Linked DNA regions of Homo sapiens: region 1 is linked to region 2. The links are chromatin contacts, found by Hi-C or POLR2A ChIA-PET in ENCODE. All regions are on one chromosome and are shown on one strand. The core of a region is the stretch at or near the end of the contact, and the rest is flanking DNA. Distances in the headings are between cores, read along the strand shown.

Evidence for each region. Hi-C counts contacts between places; a loop is a spot of excess contacts on that map. ChIA-PET counts read pairs that join two places held with the same protein, here RNA polymerase II (POLR2A). Pooled maps may share reads with other maps.
Region 1: a pooled map shows a loop between it and region 2 (5-fold over the local background). The contact joins the promoter of GHDC here to the promoter of FBXL20 in region 2. A Hi-C loop is called at or near these places in 1 of 50 pooled maps. POLR2A ChIA-PET finds 5 or more read pairs at or near these places in 2 of 52 experiments (B cell and T-cell).

Annotation. Positions count from the first base shown.
Region 1 is chr17:42,190,795-42,196,165 of GRCh38, reverse strand. It overlaps GHDC (GH3 domain containing), which reads left to right and starts at 1,672. Exons shown (of 10, transcript NM_032484.5): 1 at 1,672-1,773; 2 at 2,316-2,399; 3 at 2,572-2,849; 4 at 3,139-3,260; 5 at 3,424-3,925; 6 at 4,956-5,148; 7 at 5,263-5,334. The coding sequence starts at 2,585. RefSeq lists enhancers at 1,530-1,759, 2,654-3,184.
Region 2 is chr17:39,397,882-39,403,184 of GRCh38, reverse strand. FBXL20 (F-box and leucine rich repeat protein 20) reads left to right here and starts at 1,559. Exons shown (of 15, transcript NM_032875.3): 1 at 1,559-1,824. The coding sequence starts at 1,783. RefSeq lists silencers at 410-574, 540-929, 1,180-1,259, 1,290-1,489, 1,520-1,949 and 1 more.

The sequences.
Region 1 (5,371 bases), core at 423-2,922, 2.8 Mb before region 2:
ATCGCACCACTGCACTCCAGCCTGGGCAATAGATCAAGACCCTGTCTCAAAAACAAAAAACAAAAAAAGAGAAGTTTGTAATTTTCCTTGGGATAAAGGCAACAGGCTAACACAGATGGTCACCCAGTAACCAGGTAAAGTTAAGATAAACTATATGTGACTGGCTGGGTGCAGTGGCTCAGGCCTGTAATCCCAGCACTTTGGGAGGCCGAGGCAGGTGGATCACTTGAGGTCAGGAGTTTGAGACCAGCCTGGCCAACATGGTGACATGGTGAAACCCCGTCTCTACTAAAAATACAAAAAATTAGCTGGGTGTGGTGATGCGTGCCTGTAATCCCAGCTACTCGGGAGGCTGAGGCAGGAGAATTGCTTGAATCTGGGAGGCGGAGGTTGCAGTGAGCTAAGATCGTGCCATTGCACTCCAGCCTGGGCAACAAGAATAGAACTCTGCCAAAAAAACAAAAAAAAAGAAGTTTGTAATTTTCCTTGGGATAAAGCCAGCAAGCTAACACAGATGTTCACCTAATAACCATGTAAAGTTAAGATAAACTATGTGACTGGCTGGGTGTGGTGGCTCACACCTGTAATCCCAGCACTTTGGGAGGCCAAGGAGGGTAGATCACTTGAGGTCAAGAGTTTGAGACCAGCCTGGCCAACATGGTGAAACCCCATCTCTACTGAAAATACAAAAATTAGCTGGGCGTGGTGGCACACACCTGTAATCCCAGCTGCTTGGGAGGCTGGGGCAGCAGAATCGCTTGAACCTGGGAAGTGGAGGTTGCAGTGAGCTGAGATTGTGCCACTGCACTCCAGCCTGGGCAACAGAGCAAGACTGTGTCTCAAAAAAAAAAAAAAAAAAAAAAGATAAACTATATGTGACAAGTCCTCTTACTTGAGGACTCGTTATTGTTTATCTTGAAAACGTGTATGTAATGGGTTGTATGCGCTTGGCTATACAAAAAAGTAAGATTTCCTCCCTTCTTTGCAAGCTCTTAGCAGATCACCTGTCATGTACATCACATTGTGGTTGAATGCTTATTCAATAATAAAATTGTTTTCTTTCTCAACTACCTTGAGGGAGAGGATGGGGTTTTTTTTGTTGTTGTTTTTGTTTTGTTTGTTTTTGAGACGGAGTTTCGCTCATTGCCCAGGCTGGAGTACAATGGCGCAATCTCAGCTCACTGCAACCTCCGCCTCCCAAGTTCAAGTGATTCTTCTGCCTCAGCCTCCCAAGTAGCTGGGATTACAGGCATGTGCCACCACATCTGGCTAATTTTGTATTTTTAGTAGAGATGGGGTTTCACCATGTTGGTCAGGCTGGTGTCAAACTCCTGACCTCAGATGATCCACCCGCCTCAGCCTCCCAAAGTGTTGGGAATACAGGCGTGAGCCACCGCGCCCAGCTGAGTTGGGGTTTTAAGAGTTCTTAAGCTTGCCCCTCTCCCAGCTCAAGTGGCTTAATGGCGTTCTTTCCCACACACACCTTTCTGTTCCTTCACCTGCGCAAGTTTGAGGACCATGCTAGTCTGGTCCTAACTGCCCCAACTGCCAGCCTGGGCTAGCACCCGACATGAAGTCCTGTAGGCGACCTGCCCCTTTAAGAGCACCCCCCTCCTTCAGCTCCTCCCTCAGGCCTGGTGGCCGGATTTCCCAGTTGGGGCCCAGCCTTTTAAAGCCATCGCTCCTTCTTTCTGGCCGGATGTGTGCTGAGACCCAGAGTCACCCAGGGGTCTCCGTCACGTGCCAGGAGTAGGCAGAAGTGGGCTGTGACAGGTGCATGTGGGCATGGACCCCACAGCCTGGGGCTCAGGAGGGACAAGGAGCTGGGACAGGGTGGATCCCGAGAGAAAGCAAAGCCACTCGGGAGTGGGCAAGAGATATCGTTACGCAGCTGCTGTGTGCCCGACCGACCCTGTCCGAAACCCTTCCTGTACCTTCCCTTCCTCTTCCTTCTTTTCTCCCTTTTTTTTCTTTTCTTTTTTTTTTTGACAGGGTCTCACTCTGTTGCCCAAGCTGGGGTGCAGTGGCACGATCTTGGCTCACTGTAGCCTTGACATCCTGGGCTCAAGGGATCCTCCCATCTCAGCCTCCCAAGTAGCTGCGACTATGGGTGTGACACCACGCTGGGCTAGTTTTTCAATTTTTTGTAGAGATGGAGTCTCCCTATGTTGCTCAGGCCGGTTGCAAACTCCTGGGCTCAAGTGATTCTCCTGCCTCAGCCTCCCAAAGTGCTGGGATTACAGATGATAGCCACCTCACCCGGCCCACCCCTACCTTCTGAAAGAGGCATTCTTATTCTTATTCCCATTTTGCAGATCAGGAAACAGAGCTCAGTGCAGCCCACTAAATTGCTCAGGGCCCTACAGCTAACAAGCGGCAGAGGCAGGATCTGCACTCAGGTCAGTGGGACTCCAAAGCTTTGATAGTCTCTCCTTTGCATCACCTGCCCCACAGGGTCCTGCCTTCTTCCCAATTTCATTTTTCCTCGGTTTTCCTGTATGCAGTAGAGCGTGGGAGGAGAAATGGATAATTGCTGCATGCCCCCATATCTCGGTTCCTTCCTCTTCCCAGGAGCTGCTTGGAGATGCTGCTGTGGCCACTGCTGCTGCTGCTGCTGCTGCTGCCAACATTGGCCCTGCTCAGGCAGCAGCGGTCCCAGGATGCCAGGCTGTCCTGGCTTGCTGGCCTCCAGCACCGAGTGGCATGGGGGGCCCTGGTCTGGGCAGCCACCTGGCAGCGGCGGAGGCTGGAGCAGAGCACGCTCCATGTGCACCAGAGCCAGCAGCAGGCCCTGAGGTGGTGTCTACAGGGAGCCCAGCGCCCCCACTGTTCCCTCAGAAGGAGCACAGGTGTGTTTCCCAGGGTCTGGGGAGGTGACCCAAAGAGAAAGAAACCCCACAGGACCGTCAGATTCCAGAGCCTGATGGCCCCCTTACCTCCTCCACTGCCAACGGAGTGGCCTGACCCAGAGACCCAGGACTGGCTTTCTTGTCCAAGATGAATTTCCCATGCTGGGTCCTTACATCCTCTCTACCCCAGGCCTATTCTCGGTTCCTCCCTCAAGGGTCTCACCAGTCTTGCCTGAAACTCTTGGGAAACTGGCTTCCTGAGGCGTTTCTGTTGTCATTGGGGCTATAGACATAAGCACCTTCCGGAATCATCTCCCTCTGACCAAGGCCAGCCAGACCCAGCAGGAAGACAGTGGAGAGCAGCCACTGCCCCCGACCTCAAACCAGGACCTTGGGGAGGCCTCTCTGCAGGTAATCTAGGATGGCCAGAGCCCAGTCCTGGCCACAGCCCAGTCCCACCAGAGACCTCTGACTTGCAGCCAAACCCTCCAGTCATGGTGGGCAAAGAACCCCCAAATGGGGGCTCTGGGTCTGGCTCTGACACCAGACCAACATTCTCTCTTTCCTCCTCCAGGCCACCTTGCTGGGTCTGGCAGCCCTAAACAAGGCCTACCCAGAAGTGCTGGCTCAGGGACGCACTGCCCGTGTGACGCTTACATCCCCTTGGCCCCGACCCCTGCCTTGGCCTGGGAATACCCTGGGCCAGGTGGGCACCCCTGGAACCAAGGACCCTAGGGCCCTGCTGCTGGACGCACTGAGGTCCCCAGGGCTGAGGGCACTGGAGGCTGGGACGGCTGTCGAACTTCTGGATGTTTTCTTGGGCCTGGAGACTGATGGTGAAGAGCTAGCTGGGGCGATAGCTGCCGGGAACCCTGGAGCGCCTCTCCGTGAACGGGCAGCTGAGCTCCGGGAGGCCCTAGAGCAGGGGCCACGGGGACTGGCCCTTCGGCTCTGGCCAAAGCTGCAGGTGGTGGTGACTCTGGATGCAGGAGGCCAGGCCGAGGCTGTGGCTGCCCTCGGGGCCTTGTGGTGCCAAGGACTAGCCTTCTTCTCTCCTGCTTATGCTGCCTCGGGAGGTCAGTGGGACTCAAGGGCAGTGAGGTGGGGGCAACGGTCAGTGGTCACATGACAAGCAGCCATGCATTGGGCCCTACATAATCATCTCATTTAATCCTCCCCAACAAGCTGCATGCTAGGGCCAGCAGCCTCCTTTTACAAGTGAAGAAATTCAGGCTCTCTAGGTTAAGAGTCTTGTAGCTGGGTGCAGTGGCTCACGCCTGTAATCCCAGCACTTTGGGAGGCCAAGGTGGATGGATCGTTGAGGTCAGGAGTTCCAGACCAGCCTGGCCAACATGGCGAAACCCCATCTCTACTAAAAATACAAAAACTAGCGGAGTATGGTGGTGCACGCCTATAATCCCAGCTACCTGGGAGGCTGAGGCGGGAGGATTGCTTAAACCTTGGAGGCAGAAATTATAGTGAGCTGAGATCGCGCCATTGCACTCCAGCCTGGGTGACAGAGCAAGACCCTGTCTCAAAAAAAAAAAAAAAAAAAAAAGGCCGGGGCAGTGGCTCACGGGTGTAATCCCAGCACTTTGGGAGAGGCTGAGGTGGGTGGATCACCTGAAGTTAGGAGTTTAAGACCAGCCTGGCCAATGTGGTGAAACCCTGTCTCTACTAAAAATACAAAAATTAGCCAGGTGTGGTGGCAGGCGCCTGTAATCTCAGCTACTCAGGAGGCTCAGGCAGGAGAATCACTTGAACCCAGGAATCACTGAATCACTGAGCCGAGATCGCACCACTGCACTCCAGCCTAGGTGACAGAGCGAGACTCTGTCTCAAAAAAAAAAAGAGTCTTGCACAAATTCATGTGGCACCAGGATTCACTCCCAAGTCTGCCCCCTCCAGGACCACAGCACTCTGCCTCTTTCCAGTGAGGGCCTAAGAGGCAGCCCGCTGAGGCTGGGGGAGCCAGGAAGGATGTGGTGGAAGGGCAGCAGGAGGATCAGGTGCTCAGAGGATCAGGCCTGGGATCCAGGAGGGGCTATTGCCTGGCAGAAAGCGATGGCACCAGCAGACGCTGAGGAGGCTGCTTTGCTTTCACAGGGGTGCTGGGCCTAAACCTACAGCCAGAGCAGCCCCATGGGCTCTACCTTCTGCCCCCTGGGGCCCCCTTTATCGAGCTGCTCCCAGTCAAGGAAGGCACCCAGGAGGAAGCTGCCTCCACCCTCCTTTTGGCCGAGGCCCAGCAGGGCAAGGAGTATGAGCTGGTGCTGACGGACCGCGCCAGCCTCACCAGGTGATCAGCTGCACAGCCCCTGCTACCTGGGGCCCTATGGGACCGTGCTGGGGGCCTGGGGCATGAGCTCAGAAGACCTTGGGCCCGACCTCACTCCCACTTGCACCCCATCAGGTGCCGCCTGGGTGATGTGGTGCGAGTGGTTGGTGCCTACAATCAGTGTCCAGTCGTCAGGTTCATCTGCAGGTAGGTGACCCCGGGGAGCTGAAGGGCCATCCTTGTG
Region 2 (5,303 bases), core at 310-2,809:
AAAAAAAAAGAAAAAGTTTGTACAGTGCTTTAAGAGTTGGGTAATATGTCCTCCAGCTAAAATATACCTGTTCTTAAAGATCTGCCGCACTTGTTGCTCTTGTTAATTTCTTAGACGCATAACAAGTCAGTCGCTAAAACCACTAATTAAAAGGGGTGTGAGGAAGACCAACTCATAACTGCTTTGGAAGCATACAATTAGCAGTGCTGCTGCTCCTGCCAGGTGTGCTGGAATTTATTATACAGTTTCTAATAGTTCACTCTTAGGACATAATTTTGTAGTTTGTTGCTCATAGAAGGGGCAACAAAACTACAAAATCCTGTGTTATTCCTTCGTGGAAATTCGGTCATAAATTCTGAGACCTTGAAGGCCAGAGTTGTTAAAACATAATATAATATGATGACACAGATCAGCTTCTATACAAGGAGCCCGGGAGTCTGATGAAGTGTTTCCATCGGGAAAACGCCCCCGCCTACTCGCTCACACACGCTTGTTTCTCCCGCCAAAGTGACGTCAGGCCGAAGCTCTCACCAAACAGCGCCCTGATTGGCGGACAGGCAGGCGCTGCAGCCCATTGGGCGCCGGCGGCGGCCGAGCAAGGAAAACCAAAGGCTCTTCGGTCTCGCCCGCCCCACCCCCACGGACGCGCGCCCCGACCCCGGCCAAAGGAAGGGTTGCCCGGCTCCAGCCCTGCACCCCCGACCCCCGGCCTCAGGTGCAGCTCCGCAGCCATCCCCGGACCAGGGCGGGCACTTGGCCTGTTGCTCAGCGCAACCACCCTCGCCCTCCCGAGCCATGCACAGGGAGACAAGCGTCCGGCCCCGGCCCCCCAGGCCTCCCTGCAGCACCCCGTAATGTAATGCACTGGGGCGGGGGAGGCGGGGGAGGCGGCGGCGGCGGCAACCGCGGAGGCGCGGCGGCAGCCGCACTGCCCCAATCTAGACACATCCAGAAGAGGAGGAAAATGGCTCCGAGCAGGGACCGCCTGCTGCACTTTGGGTTCAAGGCGACAGTGAGTGACAGGGGAAGGGAGCTGGGTGGCCGGGAAGGATGCGGGTGCCTTACAGGATCCTGGGGAACAAGTGACGAGGGGCGACGGGCGCGGGCAGAGGCTGAGGTTCTGTGCAGGCAGGTGCGTGCCTGTTTGCCCGCGGAGGGAGGAGAGGGGGACACGGGGCAGAAGAGGGGCCCCCGCGCAGAGTGCGGTACTGCTCTACTCTCCCTCGCTGGTCCGCGAGCACGCGCGCACTCGCATCCGCCCCACAGACCCCCTTTTCCACACGCACAGGCACTTCCCTGCCTCGCCTTCTCCCGATGGGCTCGTCTGCCTCGGAGGCGCAGGGGGTCGTGCCGCCGCCGCGCACCGGCTGCTCCCGGGAGCGCCGTCAGGGCCGGCCCCGTGTGGGGGAGGGGTGGTCTCGCGCCGCCGCCGCCGCGCTCCTCCCCTCCCGCCCCTCCCCCTCCCGGGCGCTCCGAGGCCCGGGCGGCTCTGTCCAATGAGCAGCGGCGTTGCTGGCAGGTGGGGAGTGTTTTTGTTTTGGGTTGAAGTTGAGGCTGAGGAGAGAGCCGAGCTAGCGACGAGCAGTCGTTGCGGCCGCCGGCGCCGCGGGAGGTGGTGGAGGCCTAGCCGGAGCCGAGAGGTCTCTTGTTCCCGTCCCACGGTCCCGGCGTCACCCCTCCGGCGCCCAGTCCCCGTCCCGGAACTCCCGGGCCTGTCCTGGGCCCCCGGTCTGTGCACTCCGCTCGCCGCAGCGCCCGGCCCGGGCCGCACCCGCCGGCCCCATGAGGAGGGACGTGAACGGAGTGACCAAGAGCAGGTTTGAGGTGTGAGCTTGGGGGGCTCGGGCGGCGTGAGGAGGGCGGGTCGCGCGCTCTAATCCCAAAACGTCCGCTCCGCACGGAGCCTCCTCCCTGGCAGGCGCCGTCACCCACCCACTGGCGGGGCTGCCAGACTCCGCTCCCCTTTCTTGCGACCCAGAAGCCCAGCGCAGCCCGGTGCCCCCAGTCCCCTCGCCGGTTCGCCCCCCGTCTCTTCCCACCAGCGGGCCCCCGCGGGGGATTAGCTCGGGCGCCCTAATTCCACCCTCCTCCAGGATCGCTCAGCTTTCCATTCTTTACACAACCCTTGGCTTGCCTCCTTCCACCCAGCCATCACGGCTCCGGTCCACCAGAGCCTGCTGCTTTTCTCGCTGCTACCTTCATGACGCGTTTGTTGTCTGTTGAGGGAGGAAATTAGGGGATGGGTACCATTTCTCCGAGTTTGAGACCTTGGTGAAACTAGGGAAGTGGGGACGGTAGTTTGGGATGATAGAGGCTACCACGGGTTTTCGGTGCTGTGTTTGGTTTGGGTATTGTTCTGATACTTCCTCTGCTTTCCCGTTTAGTCTGTACTTCTGTAGCTCATTGTTCCTTGGGAACCCTTGGATGTCTACATGCTTTGAGATTGGGACGAAAGTTCAGCAAATCCATTCCGGTCTGTCTTTCAGGAACTTTTTCTCCTCTAGCGAGGGAGGTTTACTGTCCTGGAATTGAGGAGTGGACGGTCTTGAAAGCGTCTTTAGAGAGTAGTCATCTTGCAAGGAAGAGATTCCTTTGGGAAGTGAAATATTGTAACTACTGATGAATTACAGTAGTATAACAATATACTGGAAGGTTCCTTGAGGGTCAAGAGAAAGAAACTTCTACAGGAAGAGTAAATGTCACCTGGTCTTTTCTGGCAGAGAACCAGGCTGACCTGGGATCACTCACAGCTCAGTGGACAATCTCACTCGGTGTTTTTCTTCATCTCCATTTGAGAGATGAAATTGTAAGACGGCGAGACAAAAGTTTAAGAAACTCGACAACTAGGTTCAGGGTGTGAAAACTTTTAAGGGTTGTCAGTTTAATCTATTCTTTGATTTCTTATTATGCGAACTGGGAAATAATTTGAATTGATCCACGAAGATCAAGATAGGAAGTGTTTTGGGTGCAGTTTAAGTTCAGAGCTTCAGTGTTACTGTTGCACTTCAGGAGTGGAGAAAATCAAAGAATTGGCCTTCTTAGAGTTTTAGTATTTAACTTGATCACTAGAAGAAAATGTTATGGAATATATTATTTGGTGTTTAATAGGACATTGGATGGCCCTAATGTACAGAGCCCCAATAAAGTTAATTTATGATGGTTTCGTATTCAGTAGTACCGTAAAAACCCAGAATGTCACTAAAATTGCTGAATAGACGTTCAGCAGTTAACAGGAATCTTGAAAGGCAGTTCCAGATACTGAAGATTTGAGTCGGGGACAGTCTTTTGCCTGTGGAATTAGCTCTTTATCAGTTTGCTGTTCATTTTAGATTGAATAATTTTTGGAAAGTATTCTCTTGTATGTGGTGTAAAATTACATTGCTATTTTGTATTTTTATAATTATCTTATACTTTAATTTACAATCTCTGTAGGGGTGGCATACTATAATAAAGTAATAAGGAAATTTGTTGCTGTATTAAGAGGTTTCTTTTTAACTTGTAGCTGATGTAGCTGGCAACGAAATCTTTCTAAATATGATCTGAGAAGGTAAAAAAAAGAATAAGGTGGGGAGTCCTTCTTGGACGGTTTCATGATTAAATAAGTGTTTGTTTATAAACTAAAAGCTATTCACTTAATATGATGTGAAGTGTTCCATGCCGGAATACAGATGAGAATGGCTAGAAATGATATGTGTTAATGAAGTTCATTGAGTACTTCTTAAAACCATTTACCTCTTTATTGACCTAATTTACAAGGACTGAGACAATTAGTAATTGGCTTCTTAGGAAGTAGTAAATAAATTTATTGCTTATTTGTTGAAAATATTTTAAATATTTACTTTCAATAAAAGATACGTAAATAAAGCAGATCTAAACATTTACATCAAATGATATTTTAAATCCTCAAGATTACAGTCTGCTTCTTAAAGAACTGATAATTTTACAACTGTAAGCAGATAGCAGATCTCATTGAGAATTTTTGTGGATGCATGAAATCTTTATATCACATAATAGCTAATTTCAAATTGTGGCTACGTAAGGTTTATTTTTCTTGGAGAAGATAACTGAAGCTCTATGATTTTCAGATAGTTGATTCATTGAAATCCTTTTGTAGGTATGCTTTTATATGTTGTAACTGGAGGCCACACACCTTAAATCTCCCACTCTGGGTTAGAGCTATAGAAAAAAAATTTTTTTAATTTAAAACCAAGGGGCCGGGCGAGGTGGCTCATGCCTGTAATCCCAGCACTTTGGGAGGCCGAGGTGGGTGGATCACGAGGTCAGGAGTTCAAGACCAGCCTGACCAACCTGGTGAAACCCGGTCTCTACTAAAAATACAAAAATTAGCCGGGCGTGGTAGTGGGCACCTGTAATTCCAGCTACTCAGGAGGCTGAGGCAGGAGAATCACTTGAACCCAGGAGGCGGAGGTTGTATTGAGCCGAGATTGTGCCATTTTACTCCAGCCTGGGCGACAGAGCGAGAGATTCCGTCTCCAAAAAAAAAACAAAAAACAACGAGGGTGAGTACCTGTTAGCCAGATGTGTAGCATCCTGTGGAATAGCCAAAGTAGATGACTACTGAATAAAGAATCTCTATTTAAGAGATCAAGAGATGTGAAAATTCATGTTTTTCTTGCTGTGTCACCATGGCATTAAATGTATACAGTAATAACCCTTGTAGGTCAACATAGTATGTGCTGAATTGTGTTAATCAATTAAAACTTACCATTCAGATATTTTAATTATGTTATTTATGGTAAACTTTGCAGCAAATTTTAGTAATTGTCTTTCAAATTTAACGATGGTTATTGAATACTTCCTGCATGACAGACACTGAGCCAGATGTTTTACCTCAGTTACCTCTAGCTTTTTGTTGTTGTTGTTGTTTTGTTGCTTTTTTTCTTTGAGATGAAATCTTGCCCTTGTCCCCAGGCTGGAGTGCAATGGTGCGATCTCGGCTCACTGCAACCACTTCCCAGGTTTTAAGCGATTCTACTGCCTCAGCCTCCCGAGTAGCTGGGATTACAGGCGCCTGCCACCATGCCCGGCTAATTTTTGTATTTTTAGTAGAGACGGGGTTTCACCATGTTGGCCAGGCTGGTCTCGAGCTCCTGACCTCGTGATCCAACCCCCCCCCCCCCCCCGCCCGCCGGCCTCCCAAAGTGCTGGGATTACAGGCGTGAGCCACCGCACCCGGCTAGTTACCTCTAGTTTTACGATTCTGTTTTACACTTGAGGAAAGTGAAGGCCTGAGAGGTTAAGTAAGGTGTTCAAATTGCACACCTAGTAAGTGGGGGAACCAG